2 separate regions of the Homo sapiens genome follow, and region 1 is linked to region 2. A link is an interaction called in ENCODE POLR2A ChIA-PET data of the cell type or tissue named here. Cell type or tissue: GM12878. All regions are shown on one strand. Links, peaks and the distances in the headings refer to the core of each region. The heading gives the core; the rest is flanking DNA.

Region 1 (10,130 bases), core at 3,405-8,404, 150 kb after region 2:
AAAGCAATTTACTTAAAAACATACAAACACAGAGACAAGTATTTTTGAGAAACAAATACCTTTTTCATTTTTTATACCAATGTAACAATAATCCATTAAACACACCTTTACTAACTGTTTTCTAGGAGTCTGATATGATGAGGAAATAGGTAAACCTTTAATAGCCAGTACTAAATTAGAGTGGCACAACTTTCACTGGGAAAAAAGATGGGTATTTTACTTTTCTGTTTTAGAAAAGTGGCTTGACAACAGTATGCTTATGTCTTAGAGTTTGAAATTCAAGTTCTTGAACATTATTAATGGCTACAATCATTCATACCCACATTGGCTGTATTCTTGATGGATCCAAAGTGATTTTCACCTCAACTCTGAATTTCATTCTCCTCTTTTGAATATAATACAACCATCTCACTAGAGGAAGCATTTCAGTCTTTTCTGATTGGAGATTCATTATTGTTTTAGATAATGTTTTCATTTGACTTATGGGTATATAAAAAATTTTATCTTAAAAATATTTCCTCTCATTTTAGCTAGCAACATTGTTTTCATGTCCACAAAAGCTGTTTTGGTGGATTTTGGCCTAAGTGTTCAAATGACCGAAGATGTCTATTTTCCTAAGGACCTCCGAGGAACAGAGGTAATTATGTTCACATGAAAAGGGTTACTATTTTATTAAGAATAAAAAGGAAAAAATGTTCTAGAATTATTGTGGGAACGAAGGACAAAGAAGGGGAAGAAACCCACTGCATTAAATCATTATTTTCCTTGGAACACATTTAATGAGCACTTGCTCTGTGTCAAGTACTAAGTTTAGCACTTGATTTTTTATTGTATTTTTTGCTATGTTATTTATAATACATAATAGTATTTGTAATATAATATACATGTTGATATATATAATATAGAACATTTGTACACAATGTCATGTCAAAATAGATCACATTGGCCAGGTGTGGTGGCTAATGCCTGTAATCCCAGTGCTTTGGGAGGCTGGGGTGGGAGGATCAATTGAGCCCAGGACTTTGAGACAAGCTTAGGCATCATAGCAAGACCCCATCTCTATAAAAAAAAACTGGTTTAGGCTGGGCACGGTGGCTCAAACCTGTCATCCCAGCACTTTGGGAGGCTGAGATGGGCGGATCACCTGAGGTCGGGAGTTTGAGACAAGCCTGACCAACATGGAGAAACCCCGTCTCTACTAAAAATACAAAATTAACCAGGCGTGGTGGCGGGCACCTGTAATCCCAGCTACTCGGGAGGCTGAGGGAGGAGAATCATCTGAACTCAGGAGGCAGAGGTTGAGGTGAGCCGAGATCGTGCCATTGCACTCCAGCCTGGGCAACAAGAGTGAAACTCCATCTCAAAAAAAAAAAAAATTAGCTCAGTGTGGTGGTACACGCCTGTAGTCTCAGCTAGTTGGGAGGCTGAGGTAGGAGGATTGCTTGAGCCCAGGAGTTCAAGGCTGCAGTGAGCCATGGGCATTCCAGCCTGGATGACAGAACGAGATGTTGCTTCAAAAAAAAAAAAAGCCCCCCAAAATAGATCATATCCACAGTTCGGCTTTATTTTGTGTGTTTTTGTTTTTGTTTTTGAGACAGAGTCTTGCTCCATCGCCCAGGCTGTAGGACAGTGGCGCATGATCTCAGCTCACTGTAATCTCCACCTCCTGGGTTCAAGCGCTTCTTAGTCTCCTGAGTAGTTGAGATTACAGGCATGTGCCACCACATCCAGCTAATTTTTTTTTTTTTTCAGTAGAGATGCAGGTTTCACTATGTTGGCCAGGCTGGTCATGAACTGTTGGCCTCAAGTGATCCTCCCACCTCAGCCTCCCAAAGTGCTGGGACTACAGGTTTGAGCCCCCGTGTCTGGCCCACAGTTCAGCTTTAATAATAATTATAGAATTAGAGTTAACTTTATAATAAGTTTAGCACTTAAAAAGCAGTATGTTATTTAATCCTTACAACAACCCAGTTGTTGCTATTGTTATTCTTATTTTACAATCAAGGAAATAAGTTTGCAGAGATTAAAATAAAGTGTCCAGAGTCACTCAGTGACAGACCCTGGACTTGAACCCAGTTCTTTCTAAGTCTAACCCTAAGGTCTAACTGCTACATAACTTTAAAAAATTATAATATTACATACATTATTAAAATATATTAGTGATATAACTAATATCACTGAGTTTTGGCTCAATGACAGTCTTAACTATGGTCATTAATATTTATGAGGACTCTAAAGGCCTCTCTTTGAGCCTAGGAATTCTATAATAAACCTCAAGTAGTGAGCATAAATGTATCTTATTTAAAGATGTAAAACAGCACTCATGTTTAACTCATCTGTGAAGCAAAAAACGACCCAGAAAAGCCTTTCTTTCCTGACTCTAAATGAGATTCTGAAAAATGCGTTCGCGGGCTTCCAAGTAATGTATTTAACATTCACATCATTAGGCTGACTGGGTGATTCAATTAGCCAGTGTCCACTGGGCATCTGCTATGTGGCAGGTTCTTGTGAGCACCAACGAGGAAGCATGACACAAGGCAGTGAGGAGCAAGCCTTAGTGGTACTCCAGCGATCCTCACTCTTTGGTGGGAGGACTTACTTTAAATTACCTGAATTATTAAAAGAGCAACCGTTTAGGGATGGGCGTGGTGTTCTCACACCTGTAATCCCAACCGTTCGAAAGGCCAAGGAGGTGGGGGTGGTTTGCTTGAGCCTGGGGGTTCGAGACCAGCCTGAGCAATAGAGTCAGACCTCATCTCTTTTGAAAAAAAAAAAGAAAAAAAGAAGGAAGGGAGGGAGGGAGAGAGAGAAGGAAGGAAGGAAGGAAGGAAGGAAGGAAGGAAGGAAGGAGAAAGAAAAAGGAAGGAAGGAAAGAAAAAGAAGGAAAGAAAGAAAGAAAGCATGCACAACAGTTTAGTTCACAGTTGATTGTGATGGGCACAAGGTTGGATGCAAGCAGGAAGGTAAATGGGTGTAAAAGCTGCCTCCTTGGCCCCTCACCACTACCGGGGGAAGCTGCACTGCCTGAGCCACTCAGCCCCATGCCCTTCTCTTTGCTGGAAGTGCCCATAGGAAATAGAGAGAGGGTCTTTGGCTGCACCTCTATGTCAGGATTACCAGGTCAGTCTTGGTGTTCAATCAGATGACAACCCTTAGTCTAGTCTAGCTAGTATACGTGTTGCACTGAACTGGATTGCAGCCACAAAAAAATTGTCTTCCTTTCAAACCAGATTCTTCCAGCCTGGGCAACATAGTGAGACCCCATCGCTACAAAAAGTAAACAAACAAACAAACAAAAACTTTACTTTTTGTAAAAATGGCATGGTGGTGCATGTCTGTAGTCCCAGCTACTCAAGAGACTGAGGTGGGAGGATTGCTTGAGCCCAGGATGAGGCTGCAGTGAGCTGTGATTATGCCACTGCACCCATAGCCTGGAAAATAGAACAAGACCTTGTCCTAAAAAAAAAAAAAACGCCAAGATTCTGTAAGTCCTTTCTCAACTCTCTCAAAGCCAGCACTCTCCCGGGCAGCAGAAGAAATCCTTGCTTTTGTGAATATTACTGAAGTTATTATTGAAAATGCTCGAGCGAGGATTCTTGACGGTTGTCTTTGAGCAGAACAATATTCAGAAGGGAAGCTGTACTTTTTTTTTTTTTTTAAGAATGCTTAGTCCCCAGATCTTAAGAATACTTTACCAAAGTGTGAGGTCTAATAAGACTTAATGCTTACGACATGTTTTCTTTGGAAAATGTTTCAGCATATTTGGCATTAGTCAGGAGTTCAGATATGTAATATTCCACCACCCTTTTTCCTGGAACCAGTTTGAAAAACAAACTATTTATGGTATTAAAGATGGAAAATACTTTTCTCTTCCTGGCAATGTGGTGAAGTTGAACATTTTGCAACATTGGAGAAAGAAGTGTTCTTTCTGGGGCTGTCTAGCGGAATGCATGGATATGAGATAATAACATATTTTACTCCTGAGTAGTATTTGGATCAGGTTTTTTTTGGCAAATGCAAATTGCTTTTTGTGAAGTGCAAAACTGTGCCTTGGTGTTTATAAATATAAACTCTCTTCTAATCAGCCTGCATTTAATATCTGCCTAGTACACACGAGTTGAAGTTTGATAATGAACAAAGTTGTGAAGTGACCAGTGAAACCTTTCAACAAGCTTGCTTTTACCCTTCCTACTTAAAGAGCCAGGAGATCTAATTAGTCAACTGTGCAGACTGGCTGATGTTAGAATTTGATCATGTGGCTACTGCACAGTCATAGACAATTTCTGATTTCTGCAGTATAGCTCCCAAATGCAAACCCTGGTTACCCCTGTTTGATTGCTCTCTCTAAGCATTGGTATTCAGAGCATTCTATTGTAACCATGTAATACACATCCAGGGTTAATCCAGCATATACAGAATAGACTGTTTTTGAGTTGCAAGGTACAGAGAGAGAATACATAGTGAATGCGAATAACAAATCAGAATTACTTTTAGAACTTGGTCCTTTTTGAAAAATCCTTCTAAGTCTGCTTGGTTTTACCTTTGTAAGTTAACATATAGTCATCACATGCACATATACGCACACACACGGTCTCTTTCCCTTTCTAATAAACATATTGAAAGGTGAAGGGTTCGATCGCTGACATCAAGGTTTTCTCTTGCTCCAGTGCCCTGCCCCGAGGGTGCAGAACTCTCAGAGAGCCCTGTGTTGGTCCCACCAGGGCTGTTTCATGCCTTCTAATCAGCCAGAGTGCTCGAACATTATGCCCTGCTGCTCCCTGATCTAACTGGTAGTTGGTAGAGCTTGAGGAACAAGAGCTCCGAGCCAGGAAGCTCTGGGGTTTCTACCTGAGTGGCAGCACCCAGGCCACCAGGCTTACAGATGTTCCATCCCCCCAGGCTGCCTAGGCGTGCAGTCACATAGAACCTGCAGAGCCACCTCTGCACAACCCCTGTGGGCTACACCAGCAGTGGGCACTCCGCCCAATCCTTGCTTTATTGGCAGGGAGGAGGGGGTACAGGAGAGAAGATAGGCATCCTCTATGGACAGTTAATAATACCCATTGCATTTCTTTTTCTTTTTTATTTGATTGTGGTAAGAACACTTAGCATGAACTCTACCCTCTCAACACATTTTTAAGTATACAATACACTATTGTTGACTATAGGTACAATGTTGTGCATTAATTTTTTAAGTTTGTGATATATTTAGTAGCAAAGTCCTTCTGGAAAGTCCTCTGGCTCTGCTGCAGGGAAAGCTTGAGAACGGGAGCTCAGTTTCACCTGTTTGCTGAGAGCAAAAGGAAGCTGGCCCGGAAGTGGCTTGCAGGAAGGAGTTGAGCAGGGTTAGGGTGGGGAGACTGGGCAGTTTCTCTGGTTTTTGTAAGCTAGTTCTCTAATTACTTACCCTGAAATGTGTTCCGGAAACACTGACCTCCATTCTCTTATTCACATGGCAGACAGTGTACAAGCTGTTTCAAGCGAAATACTGATAATCAGGATATTAACTACTATATGTCTGCACCAGCCATGAATACAAATCACTGGTCACCAGTGTTTGCTCTGTTCCTTTTTAAAAAAATGTTTAATTAAATTAGGTAACTAATTAATTTGTAAAGATGGGGGGTCTCCATCTTGTCCAGACTAGTCTCAAACTCCTGGGCTCAAGCAATCTTCCTGCCTCGGCCTTCCAAAGTGCTGAGATTCAGTGGCTCACGCCTGTAATCCCCACACTTTGGGAGGCCGAGGCAGGTGGATCACGAGGTCAGGAGTTCGAGACCAGCCTGGCCAACATGGTGAAACCCCATCTCTACTAAAAATACAAAAATTAGCCAGGCGTGGTAGCACATGCCTGTAATCCCAGCTAGTTGGGAGGCCGAAGCAGGAGAATAGCTTGAACCCGGGAGGCAGAGGTTGCAGTGAACCGAGATCGCACCATTGCATTCCAGCCTGGGTGACAGAGGGAGACCCCATCTCGAAAAAAAAAAAAAGCCAAAGTGCTGAGATTATAGACATGAGCCACCATGCCCCACCTCTCTTTGTTTCTTTCTTAAGTTTAGAAATAAATGCTCGTTAGAGAAACTATTTATAAAACCAGCCCTGTTTATTCAGCATGGACTCATGAGACCAAATATAACTTATACAATGTTAATATGGCTGCATTTAATATTTAGTCACTGGGCTACATAGTAGGTAAAAATAACAGATAGTTTGTAAAAATGACTCTTTAGAATCACTTCTACAATATTACACTTTATTTTTTAAGTTTTTCCCTTTCAAGAAATTTGTGTTAATACCCTATAGACTTCTATCACCTTTTATCATTGCAGATATTTAGAAGGTTAGCAGTGTAATGACAAACAGATAAAGAAGTCTGTTTGTAGTTCATTTAAATATAAAAGGAATTGGCGTTTTAGTTGAAAACTTAGCTACACCTGATCAGTGTACTGCAGAACTTTGATGAGTGGGAGTCCCTGATAGATTCCTGGTTCTAGGCTCTTTGCCACCAGATCAACCAGAAAAAGGTGGTGTTTTGTTTTGTTTTGTTTTGTTTTTTGAGACTGAGTCTCGCTCTGTCTCCCAGGCTGGAGTGCAGTGGTGCGATCTCGGCTCACAGCAGCCTCCGCCTTCCGAGCTCAAGCGATTCTCCTTGCCTCAGCCTCCCAAGTAGATGGGATTACAGGTGCCCATCACCATGCCCAGCTGATTTTTGTATTTTTAGTAGAGACCAGGCTGGTTTTGAACTCCTGATCCGCCCACCTCAGCTGGGATTATAGGTGTGAGCCACCGCGCCCGGCCAGGTGTTCTTCATCAGACTGCAGGGACACCTCCAGCAATTGCTGCATGGTTCCTGGGGAATGCCTGCATTATTCTCCTAGTTTAAGGCAAATGAGCCAATTTCCAGAACTGGATTAGGGAAATGGAAACCCACACAAAGGAGGGGAATGAAGCTGAATGTTTCCCACTTCTTTTTCAGATTTACATGAGCCCAGAGGTCATCCTGTGCAGGGGCCATTCAACCAAAGCAGACATCTACAGCCTGGGGGCCACGCTCATCCACATGCAGACGGGCACCCCACCCTGGGTGAAGCGCTACCCTCGCTCAGCCTATCCCTCCTACCTGTACATAGTAAGTGGGGTTCAACCAGGGCTGGGGGCGGCGGGGGGGGGCGTTGAGTTATGCATCCCGCAGGCTTGGGAGGGACTGCTCTGCCTTCTATACCACCCCCATCTGAATGAGGCAATGGTGAAATGACAGGTAGCTACAAGTTCTTCCCATGTAGAAGCAAGCTCCATTCTTGCAAAGAAAACATAGCTATTTTAGTGGGAGCTTACTAAAATGTGCATTGGGCATAATTTATGCTATTCCATTGTATGTGTAATAATGCAACACTACTTAGTAGCATCAGAGTAGCATAAATATTTCAGCAAAGGAAGTTGTATGTGTTCTTTGAACAGTTAAAACATTTTTTATTATTAATGTTCACACCAGTGTGGCTTGTAGTGGAACATGCAATTCCCATTTTACTGTTGATAAATTCAGGAGCAGACACTTCCCTGTTACTGCACAGTGACTTTTGGGACACTGATTTGAAGCTGTCACTGACATTCAAACCTATCACTTATCTTTTGTAACATTAAATCAGAAGATGGGTTTAACCTGGTATCCTTTAGAAATTAAAGTGGGCCAAGCACGGTGGCTCACGCCTGTAATCTCAGCACTTTAGAAAGCCAAAACAAAAGGATCTCTTGAGCCCAGAAATTCAAGACCAGCCTGGGCAACAAAGCAAGACCCCATCGCTACAAAAAATTAAAAAAATTAGCTAGGTGTGGTGGTGTATGCCCTGTGGTCCCAGTTGCATGGGAGGCTGAGGTGAGAGGATCACTTGAGCCCAGGAGTTCGAGGCTACGGTGAGTTGTGTTGGTGCCACTGTACTCCAGCCTGGATGACAGAGCAAAGACCCTGTCTCAAAAGGAAAAGAAAAAAGAAATTAAAGGGAAGCTTGCTTGCTTAAGGGCTGAACTGCATTCGTTGCAGGGCATGTGGTGGAAAACGGATTACTTTCTAGGTCCTGGTACTAGCATGCTTTTGCTGTTGAGGGTGTATCACCATACCTTTGATGCTAAGAGAGCTGGTTTGTTGATAGATCCACAAGCAAGCACCTCCACTGGAAGACATTGCAGATGACTGCAGTCCAGGGATGAGAGAGCTGATAGAAGCTTCCCTGGAGAGAAACCCCAATCACCGCCCAAGAGCCGCAGACCTACTAAAACATGAGGCCCTGAACCCGCCCAGAGAGGATCAGCCACGCTGTCAGAGTCTGGACTCTGCCCTCTTGGAGCGCAAGAGGCTGCTGAGTAGGAAGGAGCTGGAACTTCCTGAGAACATTGCTGGTAGGGACACCCTGCTGTGTGCCGCACACTTACTTCCCTTCTCTTTCTGTCCACATCAAACCTCTGATGTAGTTCATGAAAGCACTTGGAAAAAAAGGAAATGACTTCTTGAGTACCATACCTTGCTTGAGAAATTTCAGCAAGATTAGCAGAAGCATGTTTTTTTTTTTAAATTGGCTAATTTAGCACCAAATTATAACAGATTTTCAGTGCAAGTGTAGGTAGCACAGTCACTGGAAAATGCTTCTGACTTGCTTTTTTGCAACTTGCTTTTTTACAACTTTTGTCTTTGAAAACAGATTGAGCATGACAGCTTTGCAGTTGGTTCTTCTTAACTCACTTTTTTTTTCTTTTTTTTTGAGATGGAGTCTTGCTCTGTTGCCGAGGCTGGAGTGCAGTGGCATGATCTTGGGTCACTGCAACCTCTGCCTCCCGGTTTCAAGTGATTCTCATGCCTCAGCCTCCTGAGTAGCTGGGATTACAGGTGCCCACCACCACGTCTGGCTAATTTTTGTATTTTTAGTAGAGATGGGGTTTCACCGTGTTGGCCAGGCTGGTCTCGAACTCCTGACCTCAGGCAATCCACCTGCCTTGGCCTCCCAAAGTGTGGGGATTACAGGCGTGAGCAACCATGCCCAGCCTAACTCATTTATATTAAGCCACCCCAGTCCTTGGTGGGGGAACATCATGGCACTGCCCTGCACAGATAAAATACTCAGTTTGAAGTCAACTTGCATTTCCATCTTCCTTGGCTTAAAATCTTGCCAGTTGTAAATTTTTCCCACTTAGGAAAGTCAGTATGCTTTCCAGGAGCATTGAATATGCATAAAGAGGGATTTCCATTTTTATTAAAAGTCTGTGGCATTCTTAATCCATTTAGGTCCAAACCGAGATGTCAAGCCTGGTGCGCTTGTTTATATTTCTTTGCTGCTTGTCTAACTTTTGTGTATTTAAAGAGAGCAATCTGGCTGTTGGAAAAATATGCCAGGATTTCTAACTAATTTCTTGTCTCCATTGACTCCTGTTTGAACTTTTTGTTCTATGTCATATTATGTGAACTTAGCCATAGTGTTCAAAGACCCATCTTTCACGCTTAAGACACTGTTTTATTAGGCCCCAAAGATTTATTTCACTGCAGAAGGAACAGGTATTTATCATTTGACACGTTTTCTTGTTACTTACTTTGTAATGTTTTCCTTTTCAGATTCTTCGTGCACAGGAAGCACCGAGGAATCTGAGATGCTCAAGAGGCAACGCTCTCTCTACATCGACCTCGGCGCTCTGGCTGGCTACTTCAATCTTGTTCGGGGACCACCAACGCTTGAATATGGCTGAAGGATGCCATGTTTGCTCTAAATTAAGACAGCATTGATCTCCTGGAGGCTGGTTCTGCTGCCTCTACACAGGGGCCCTGTACAGTGAATGGTGCCATTTTCGAAGGAGCAGTGTGACCTCCTGTGACCCGTGAATGTGCCTCCAAGCGGCCCTGTGTGTTTGACATGTGAAGCTATTTGATATGCACCAGGTCTCAAGGTTCTCATTTCTCAGGTGACGTGATTCTAAGGCAGGAATTTGAGAGTTCACAGAAGGATCGTGTCTGCTGACTGTTTCATTCACTGTGCACTTTGCTCAAAATTTTAAAAATACCAATCACAAGGATAATAGAGTAGCCTAAAATTACTATTCTTGGTTCTTATTTAAGTATGGAATATTCATTTTACTCAGAATAGCTGTTT
Region 2 (10,130 bases), core at 2,768-7,767:
GCCTGTCATCTTGTGCAGGTCTATACTAATCTTCTCTCTATCACTCCAATTTTAGTACATGTGCTGCTGAAGCGAGCACTCAAACCATTTTCAAACCAGCTGGGAAGCCTTCCCTGATCTTCTCAGAGACTCATTACGTAACAAGTCCTGTCACATCTTTTGGGGTGTGTATGTGTGTGTGCGTGGCATTATCAATATTGGGAATCTGAACCAAATTCTGGGTGAAGGTCCATCCTTCTTATAAAGAGTGACTATAACATCATTAAATGGCTAAAATTTAAAAGCCTGATGATATTAAATGTTGGTGAAGGTGAGGAGGAAGTAGAACTATTAATATATATATCATGAGAAAGTGAAATTTAAACCCACTTTGGAGAACAATTTGACAACTTTTTGAAAAGCCAAATATATATATACTATGTGATGCATTACTTCCACTCCTAGGCATTTGCCCAAGAAAAAGGAAGCATATGTTCATATAAAGACTTGTATATGATCGGTCACAGCAGCTTTACTTATAACAGCCCCTAAACTGGAAACAACCCAAATGATTAATAAAATGGAACACTATTTGGCAATAAAAGATTGAACTATGCCATTATTGTGCCACTGCACTCCAGCCTAAGCAACAAAGCGAGACCCTGTCTCAAAAAAAAAAAAAAATTGAACAATCAATATATGCAAAAACATGGATGAAACTCAAGCAGATTAAAAGAAGTCAGATAGAATACATACTGTATCTTCCCCTTATAATATTTTTTAGAATATACAAATATCTATGGTTATAGAAAGCAGTTAAGTGCTTGCCTAGGGCCTGGGTTGGGAATGGAGCAGAGGCAGAAAGGAAGAAGAGGGAGGGATACAAAGATGCATCACGAAAACTTTGGAGGTGACAAACATATTTAGTATCTTGATTTTGGTGATTGGTGTATATGTCAGAACTTATGTAATTGTATATTTTAGATATGCACGGTTTCTGATATGCCAATTACACTCAATTTGAAAAAAGGCAATAATTTCATGGCGAGTTGTTGTTGATAGAAAAGAGCTTCATCCATGGTATCCATGGGGATTGTAAAAATAAATCAATAAGAAAAAAAAAAGAAAAGAGCTTCAAGGACTGTTCCTTGGGCATTTCAGAGATCTCCTATCATATGATATTACCTTCAATTTCCTCCTTTTTTTTTCTGAATTCCATCTTCCTCTTTCTTGATTTGCTCTTTCATTTTGATGGAAGACACCCCTCAGTGAAATAGTAAGGGTACTTCTGTAAAAATATTTTTTCCAGCATCAATTTATGACAGTTTGGCTAGGTATAGAATTCCAGGTTAGAATTCTTTCTCCACCAGAACTCTGAAGGCATTGACCATTATCTTGCTACTCCATGATGATGTTAAAAAGATCAAACCTATTTTGATTCCTGATATATTCCTTTTCATACGCCCTTTGGTTCCTTTGTACATAATCTTTCCTTCTCTCCCCATCCCCCATCTCCCTGGAGACCTATAGAATCTTCTAATTGCACCCATCAAAGTTCATGGTAATGTGCTTTAGTGTGAGTTTATTTTTACACATTGTGCTGGTTACTCAGTGAATGCTGTCAACTTGACAGTGCGTATCTTTCAATTCTGGCAAATTTTTTTGTTGATGATTTTCTCTATTATTCAGATTTTGGACCTACTGCTTTGCTCCTTTAATTTGCTTACTTTTTCTTCTTGTTTTCTCTCTCCTACTATCTTTCTTTAATCTTTTTTGGGGGGAAATTTCCTTAACTTTATCCATCAGCCTTTATATTGTGTTTTAAAATTGCATTATTATATTTCATTTTTCAAGAATGTTTTGTTCTGAGTGTTTACTATGTATATGTATGATTCTGTTCTTTAATGAATGCATACATTCACTTGTTTCTCCAAGTATATTCTCCCTCCAAGTACAGGAAAAGTTTTTATCTTTGAGAGGCTCTTGTTCCTGTAGAGTTTCTGTCCTTCGAGTTACTTTGTTTTGGTTTCTTCCATGTTAAGAGGCTCTTCTGATATTGAGTGCATAATTTCTTTACTGCTGCACAAATTCTCAGACTTGGTGGCTTAAAATACCACAAATTCATTATCTTACAGTTCTGGAGGCCAGAAATCCTAAAATCAGGGTGTTGGAAGAGCTGTATTCCTATGGAAGCTCTAGAGAATGTTTCTCTGATGTGCTCATAATCATGCTTTTTTAAAAGTCTGTTTTGGAGCATCAGTGATGGTTACATAATACTTGCTGGTCTCCAGTTTCCACAGGAGTTAGCAATGGTGAAACCATGCTTACATTCAGCTTTCAGTTTTTACAAGACTCAGACATACTTGAAGGAGGCCTTTTCCATCTTGGCAGCCTCCCCCTCAAATTTTTTGATGGTTCTTTTGTCAATCAGATGGTGGGCTTGCCTGAATCTACATGTCCAATGACGGCAATGTTGATATGATTCTTTGTTTTTCCCATTTTGGCCTTAACCCATTTATGCCAAAGGTTGCAAATTTTGGGTGGTGGGGGGGGTGGAATCAGACCTTGGCAATGACCTTGAGCAGGATATAAATGACTCCCACAAGCTTAGCGTTCCAATAATGGAACATTAGGCATAAATGGGTTAATTTAGTGGTGGTTTTCACAATACATATATTTTGGTGGCAAACTTGTTATGAATAAAGCTCTCACAGTCTCCTTTTGGCTGGGACTGATACCCTTGACTTCTTGTTGGCTGTCAGCAGAAATTGCTCTCAACTTTTAGAAGCCACCCTCAGGTCCTAGCCATATGGCCCTCTTAAACATGGCAGTTTACTTCTTCAAAGCCAGCAGGAATTTCTCTCTCCAGCCTACTAAGAAGGAGTCATATTATATAACATAATCACAGGAATAATTATACCATCACCTTTGCAATCTAATGCAACCCAATCAAGGCAATGACTATTCCATCAAATTCAGATTGCAATCACACTCATGGGGAGGAGATTTTCCAGGGTGTGTGCTCCAGAGGACAGAAGTCTCGGAGGTCAGTACAGAATTATGCCTAAAACATCATGCATTAGTTTGAATCTTTCTTTTAGAAAAAGTAGTTTAAAGATTTAGAATGGAAGTTGAGTTCCTAAATTTTTCTTGCTACCATTTCTCAATACCTTTAGAAATCAGTAGCTAAGAACATGATAAGGGAAAGAAAGTAATGTGTATTGATTACCAAATATATACCAGGCACTGTGCTAGGTCCTTGACATTACAGTTTATTCAATATCAGAAAAGAATTACATTTGAACCAAGGAGGTACTATAAGAAACATGTAACCAAATCAGAGTGTTCTGAATACTGGTAAGTGCAGGTAAGAAAATTAGACAATAACAATCGTCATTAAGTTGAAAGGCTATATCTAGTATTTTGAAAATTTCCTAAAAGTATGATTGGGTATGATTTTGATCGTCTTGGAAAACAAATACTCTACATTTCCCAGTGAAATTTGAACATTTTTTCTTTTTAAAGCAAAACAGATTTTAGTTGCACAGAATTTAAAAGACTGTAGCTTATGTAACTAAATTTAATGTCCTAAAATATTTTCTCCTAAATCATGCTGCACATATTTTATTAATCTATGAATAAAATCTATTCCAGGATGGCACTGCACATATTTAATCATAGTCAAATCTTTCTTCATCTAGAAGATCCAATATAGCTAATATTGCTTAGAAAATAGGAACTACAGAGAGCTTTAGAATTAAGAAATATTTTAAACCACATTTAAATTCAAGTATTGTTTAACGCAATTTTTATCCTGAAGCATCAAGATGGAAATACTGTCTTTGTCCAGAGCAATCAAAATTAAAACATCAAATAATTTCAATTTTTCACATAATTTTATTAAATATTTAAAGACTTGAATTAAGGTCTCTGACAATATAATAGTGCTAGAATGTATTTAGCAAATTAAAAATACGAGTTGAAAATTAACTCAAAATAATAACAGCAATTTTTGTTAATTCTGTTACTAAACAAATGTGGGCTACTGAATGTAACTGAAAAACTACAAATATAAACTAGTCATATATTATAGAAATAACTGACTCATAATATACAAACACCTAAATTATTTCACCTATGTAAAAAATTTGTTTTATTCATGAATAAGATATCCTAAAAATAACATATGCTTAAAGTCCAAAAGAGATTTTTTCTAAACTCATAAATCATAAAATTTTAAAAAAGCATTTTGGCCTAAAATGCTCCATTCTTGGTCTCAACCCAGATAAGTATTTCGGAAAACTGGAAGAAAAACTGTATTTCATAGTTGTTTCAGGTATCTCAATGTGGATGGGAAAAGGAGATATTTTTCTCATTCTTATTTGAGCATTTTGTGCACTTATTCACACATGGCACAAATTTAAACTTTGAATTGGCATGTACAAAATCCTCTATGAGGAAATCACAGTCTAGATATAAAAGCTGGCAACTTCTGATTTCTGGAGCATAGCAGAACATTTGCAGTGCCCAGCTTTCATTAGCGGTGAACTAGGCATTCATGTTGGCCAAATTTTGTACTGTTATCCAAAGCTTAATTGAACAGGCACCAGCAAATGAGACATTTGAAAGCTTCTTACAAGGAAGCAAACTAAATAGTACACATTCCTATAAGATAAAATATATATAAGGATCAGAAGCTGGAGTAAAAAAGAATGATGTCCAGTAATGGCAGACTAGGTAATATCCATCAACTCTCTCACTGAAGGAAAACAACCAGAAAAGCTTGGCAAAACAGGCTGGGCGCAGTGGCTCATGCCTACAATCCCAGCACTTTGGGAGGCCGAGGTGGGTGGATCACCTAAGGTCAGGAGTTCGAGACTAACCCGGCCAACATGGCGAAACCCTGTCTCCACTAAAAATATAAAAAATTAGCTGGGTGTGGTGGTATGTGCAGACAGAGTGAGTCTCCATCTCAACAGAAAAGAAAAGGAAAAGACAAGACGGAGGGAGACAGAGAAATAAAGAAAGAGAAAGAGAGAAAGAAGCTTGGAAAAACAAAAACAGCTGCTTGGGGAGAGAGAGAGAGAGACGGGGGTGGGGAAAAGGAAAGGAAAAGGTAAGGAAGGAGGAAGGAAGGAAGGAAGGAAAGAGAGAGAAAGAAGCTTGGAAAAACAAAAACAGCTGCTTGAAAGCATCCGACTGCTAACAAAGGAGTGAAAAATTACAAAATTGTGAAGAAGTAGACTTAAGCAAGTGAGCCTAGCATTTGGGGTTGCTACCCGCTAGGGACATCTGCTGATGAAGTAGATCAGAGGGGAGCAGAGGTTTCAAAAAACTTGCAGGGATAGGAGACAAAAAGGACTTCAGGGCCCACCAAGGAAAAGGGACCCTGGTCAGCACTCCAGGTTTTGGACTGAGATCTTCCCCACCACAGTGCAAGTTAATGATGAACTAGAATCTGGAATTGAATCCAACTTCAAAATCTCAAACCCTTTCTGGATTAAAGTGATCCAGGATCATAAATACCCCTACCCATCCCCCAGAAACAAAAGTAAATCCTTTCTGAAGGAAGAGAAAACATCATCCTCCCTCGAAGTAATTCCTACTATTTCTCCCATCCAGTATCAACACACAAAGCCACCACTGCCACCACCAGGTATACCAGGAGAGAAGTCAACATCATGAAAAACAGAAACAGACCCACAGGGGAACCACATGATCAACTTCTCAGACACAGGCTTTAAAATAACTGTGTCAACCTGAAAAAAATATACTGAAATTGAGAATTCAATAAATGGATTTTTAAAATTAGACACAGATGAAAAAAGTTGATAAACTGCTATATAGGTCAGAATTCTGGCCAAACACAGTGGCTCATGCCTGTAATCCCAGCACTTGGGGAGGCCGAGGCGGGTGGATCACCTGAGGTCAAGAGTTCAAGACCAGCCTGACCAACATGGTGAAACCCCATCTCCACTAAAAATACAAAAATTAGCTGGGTGTGGTGGTGGGTGCCTGTAATCCCAGCTACTCAGGAGGCTGAGGCAGGAGAATTGCTTGAACCCCGGAGGCGGAGGTTGCAGTGAGCTAAGATCATGCCACTGCACTCCAGCCTGGGCGACAGAGCAAGACCCTGTCTCAAAAACAAACAAACAAACAAACAAAAAAGAAGTAAATTCTTGGAGTGAAGGGAGACACAAGAGTAGAAAATACAGGAAAGTATAGAAGAGACATAGGGAATTAAGCAAAAAGACCTAATAAATGTTAAGTGGAATCCCAGAGGAATGAAGGTGAATGTAGCCAAAGCAATATTTGAAAATTGTTGAGTTTTCTACAACTAATAAAAAATATTTTCAAGTCATTAAGTAATGTTGAACAGCTTATGTGAACAATGTTGAACAATCATATGTGCTGACATCATCAGCATAATCTATGTTGTAGGAACTCCCTAAGACAATCCCCTATCTTCAATAAATTGCAAGCGAAAAAAGAGATGAAGTATAAACCTGGAATCTAAGAGAGTTAAGAAACAGACCATCCAATCACAATATGTGGACTCTAATTGGATACTGATTCAAACAATTGCACTAGGAAAAAGCCATCGTGATATCCACAAGACAATGGGGAGCTTGAACAGTAATCAAATACGATGATATTATTAGAGAATTACTGTTTTTGTTTGTTCCATTTTGGTCTGACAATGATTTTGTGATTATATTAGAACAAAAGTTATCTTTTAGAAATATTACATACTTACAGATGAAATGGCAGAATGGAATTTGCTTAAAATAATACAGAAGTGGTAAGTTAATGGGGTTATAAATTAAAAGCAATTGGCCATGAATTAATTGTTGAAAGAGGTGACGGATGTGTGCCAAGTTCATTACGCTTTTCAATTTACTTTTGCCTGTGTTCAAAATTCTCCATAGTAAAGTTTCATACAATTATTAGTGAGCTTGCTTTCCTTGCTAATCAGCCAGTTTCATAACCCACCCCTTTTACTCCAGTTTTCAAGACAGGGTAGAACTAGAGAGAAATGTCAATATGCTTTAATTTTATAAGAGGAAAAGCTTCAGAAACGTAAGACTTCCGTTGTACCCAACAAGTTTAACATGTTAAAGAATTTTAGTGACACGGAGCATGATGCAGGCTTAATGTGGAATCTTTTCATTAGTTTGCTCCATTTTATTTGACAGCATCCATTACAGTAACTTTTCAATGTGCCACACTTCAAAATAAACCCAGGCAAAAGTAACAACCTATAATTTTATTTTTCACTAATAATTAATTAAATTTATTTATTTTTGAGACAGAGTCTCACTCTGTCATCCAAGCTGGAGTGCAGTGGAGTGATCTCATCTTACTGCAACCTCCAACCCTCAGGTTCAAATGATTCTCCTGCCTCAGCCTCTCGAGTAGCTGGGATTGGGCATGTGCCACCACGCCCAGCTAATTTTTGTATTTTTAGAAGAGACAGAGTTTCACCATGTTGGCCAGGCTGGTCTTGAACTCCTGACCTCAAGTGATCCGCCTGCCTTGGCCTCCCAAAGTACTGGGATTACAGGAGTGAGCCACTGGGCCTGGCCTACTTTTCATTAATTTAGACTTGGCCTGTTCCAAATTAGGTATTTTCCCCATACCATGTATTCATCATAGTATAGTATCTAGAGTTTCAAGTTAGATTTTTTCTTTTTTCTTTTCTTTTTTTTTTTTTTTTTTTTGAGGTAGAGTCCTGATGTCACCCAGGCTGGAGTGCAGTGGCACAATCTCAGCTCACTGCAACCTCCGCCTCCCAGGTTCAAGCGATTCTCCTGCCTCAGCCTCCCGAGTAGCTGGGATTACAGGTGCCTGCCACCATGCCCAGCTAATTTTTGTATTTGTAGAAACGGGGTTTTGCCATGTTGGCCAGGCTTGTCTGGAACTCCTGACCTCAACTGATCCACCCGCTTCGGCCTCCCAAAGTGCTAGGATGACAGGCGTGAGCCACCGCGCCCGGCCAAGTTAGACCTTTTTAATACTCTCTTTAAAATATGCCTTAGCACCACATTCTAGAAGCTTAGAAACTCTGCTATGGGGGAAAATTTTTGCAACATATTCATCTTAGAAAAATGAATAATGCTTTTAATCTAGCTTTGACTCCACTGAGTACCGAAAGGGGGTGGATACACACACAGATAACATAAAACACGAGCAATCACATTTAAAAGATAAAGTACATTTTTTAATAATTTGTGGTGATTTGATATATCCTGTATCACAAATACTATAGATTAAAGATTCTATCTACAGTACTTTCTGATAGTTGCTACATGGGAATTCCAGAGGAACACTGTAATGTTTATATTCTTTGGAATCCGTATCCACAAGTAATTGAATTCATTGTGGAAACCCAAATAAGTCTTTCAAGTATTTAAAATAAATTTGCCAAGATGAAAAGGGACTTCTGGTCGTGTTTTCATTCTTTTCCAAGTATATATGTAAAGAATTTTTCATTAATAAGGCTTTACATACAATCATATGTAAGCCATGAGCTGTTACTTCCTGCTGATAGCTTTAAACTACTTAAGCTTTACTTTCTTATTAAACACTAAGGAGAAAGACTCTTCTGAGGCATATGAGAGACAGTCACCTTCTGGCCTTTTGTGGAAAATTTAACAGCCAAATTTTATCTAACTTAATGATAAAACCTATACTCAAGTACTCAAATTTGTTGTTATTATTATTTTTGGCTGAGATGGAGTCTTGCTCTGTTGCCCAGGCTGGAGTACAGTGGCATGATCTCGGCTCACTGCAACCTCCATCTCCCGGGTTCAAGCAATTCTCCTGCCTCAGCCTCCTGAGTAGCTGGGACTATAGGCACTCGCCACCATGCCTGGCTAATTTTTGTATTTTTAGTAGAGACAGGGTTTCACCATGTTGACCCGGCTGGTCTTGAACCTCTGACCTCATGATCTGCCCGCCTCGGCCTCCCAAAGTGCTGGGATTACAGGCATAAGCCACCGTGCCCGGCCAAATTTGTTATTTTTAAAAGAAAGGAATCATGGCTGGGCATGGTGGCTCACACCTGTCATCCCAGCACTCTGGGAAGCTGAGGTGGGCAGATTACTTGAGTCCAGGAGTTCAAGACCAGCCTGAGCAACATGGTGAAACCCTGTCCCTGTCTCTACAACAAAATACAAAAATTAGCTGAGAGTAGTGGGGCACACTTGTAGTCCCAGCTACCCAGGAGGCTGAGGTGGGAGGATCGCTTGAGCCTGGGAGGTGGAGGTTGCAGTGAGGCTGAGATTGTGCCACTGCAGTCCAGCGCAGCCTGGGCAACAAACTGAGACGGTGTCTCAACAACAACAACAACAAAAAAGCCATGATCTAAAACTACTAGGTATCAACAGATTAATCATCTAAAAGCTGCTTTTTTATTATCCCTTTGCATGAAAACCATCAATGGGCCGGGCGTGGTGGCTCACGCCTGTAATCCCAGCATTTTGAGGGGCTGAGGCAGGCAGATCACCTGAGGTCAGGAGTTTGAGACCAGCCTGGCCTGCATGGCAAAACCCCATCTCCACTAAAAATACAAAAATTAGCTGGGTGAGGTGGTGTGTGCCTGTAATCCCAGCTATTCAGGAGGCTGAGGCCTGAGAATTGCTTGAACCCAGGAGGTAGAGGTTGCAGTGAGCTGAGATCGCACCACTGCACTCCAGCCTGGGCAACAGAGCTAGACTCTGCCTCAAAAACAACAACAACAAATCATCAATGATTTACCAATGAAGATATACTCAACCTCCTTAACTTGAAATTGGCAGTTCTTCCCCATCTTGCTCAACCTTAACTTCTGCGTATCACATTAAAAACTACATCCTAGCCAATCTGGACCCCTAGTTCTCCAAACATATGACAGCTACTCACCAACTGAATGTCAAACTCTGCAAAGTGGAGTTGCTACTTCAACAAGATGCATCTGCTTGGAAGCTCCTTCTGGCTTTGCTGCACATATTCAGTGTTTGCTTATTTACACAGGCAAATGTAGCATTTCCCTACCACGGCACCAGGAGGCTCTAAAGGGATGAATATGGCTGTACTTGGAAGGCCAAGGAAATCCTAGGAGCATGGAATGAGGTGGAACAATCTAATTCTGCTCTCACCTGACTACAGCG

What was found. ChIA-PET counts read pairs that join two places held together with the same protein. Peaks named below come from ENCODE experiments on the same cell type or tissue, not always from the same donor. Only the 100,000 strongest peaks of a DNase experiment are listed, where the experiment ranks them.
Region 1: POLR2A ChIA-PET joins it to region 2 with 6 read pairs; 2 of 35 experiments call an interaction of 5 or more read pairs at or near these places.

The regions. Positions count from the first base shown.
Region 1 is chr10:30,451,108-30,461,237 of GRCh38, forward strand. MAP3K8 (mitogen-activated protein kinase kinase kinase 8) reads left to right here. Exons shown (of 9, transcript NM_005204.4): 6 at 531-637; 7 at 6,977-7,129; 8 at 8,148-8,394; 9 at 9,599-10,130. The coding sequence ends at 9,729. Among named protein-coding and RNA genes, the nearest start is that of MAP3K8, 22 kb to the left of the region's middle. In GM12878, for the core only: no CTCF peak of the experiment used is centred there; a DNase peak (open chromatin) is centred at 5,364; H3K27ac peaks cover 1,603 bases.
Region 2 is chr10:30,299,595-30,309,724 of GRCh38, forward strand. It overlaps the pseudogene RNU6-598P and the pseudogene EEF1A1P39. Among named protein-coding and RNA genes, the nearest start is that of MTPAP, 45 kb to the right of the region's middle. In GM12878, for the core only: no CTCF peak of the experiment used is centred there; no DNase peak of the experiment used is centred there.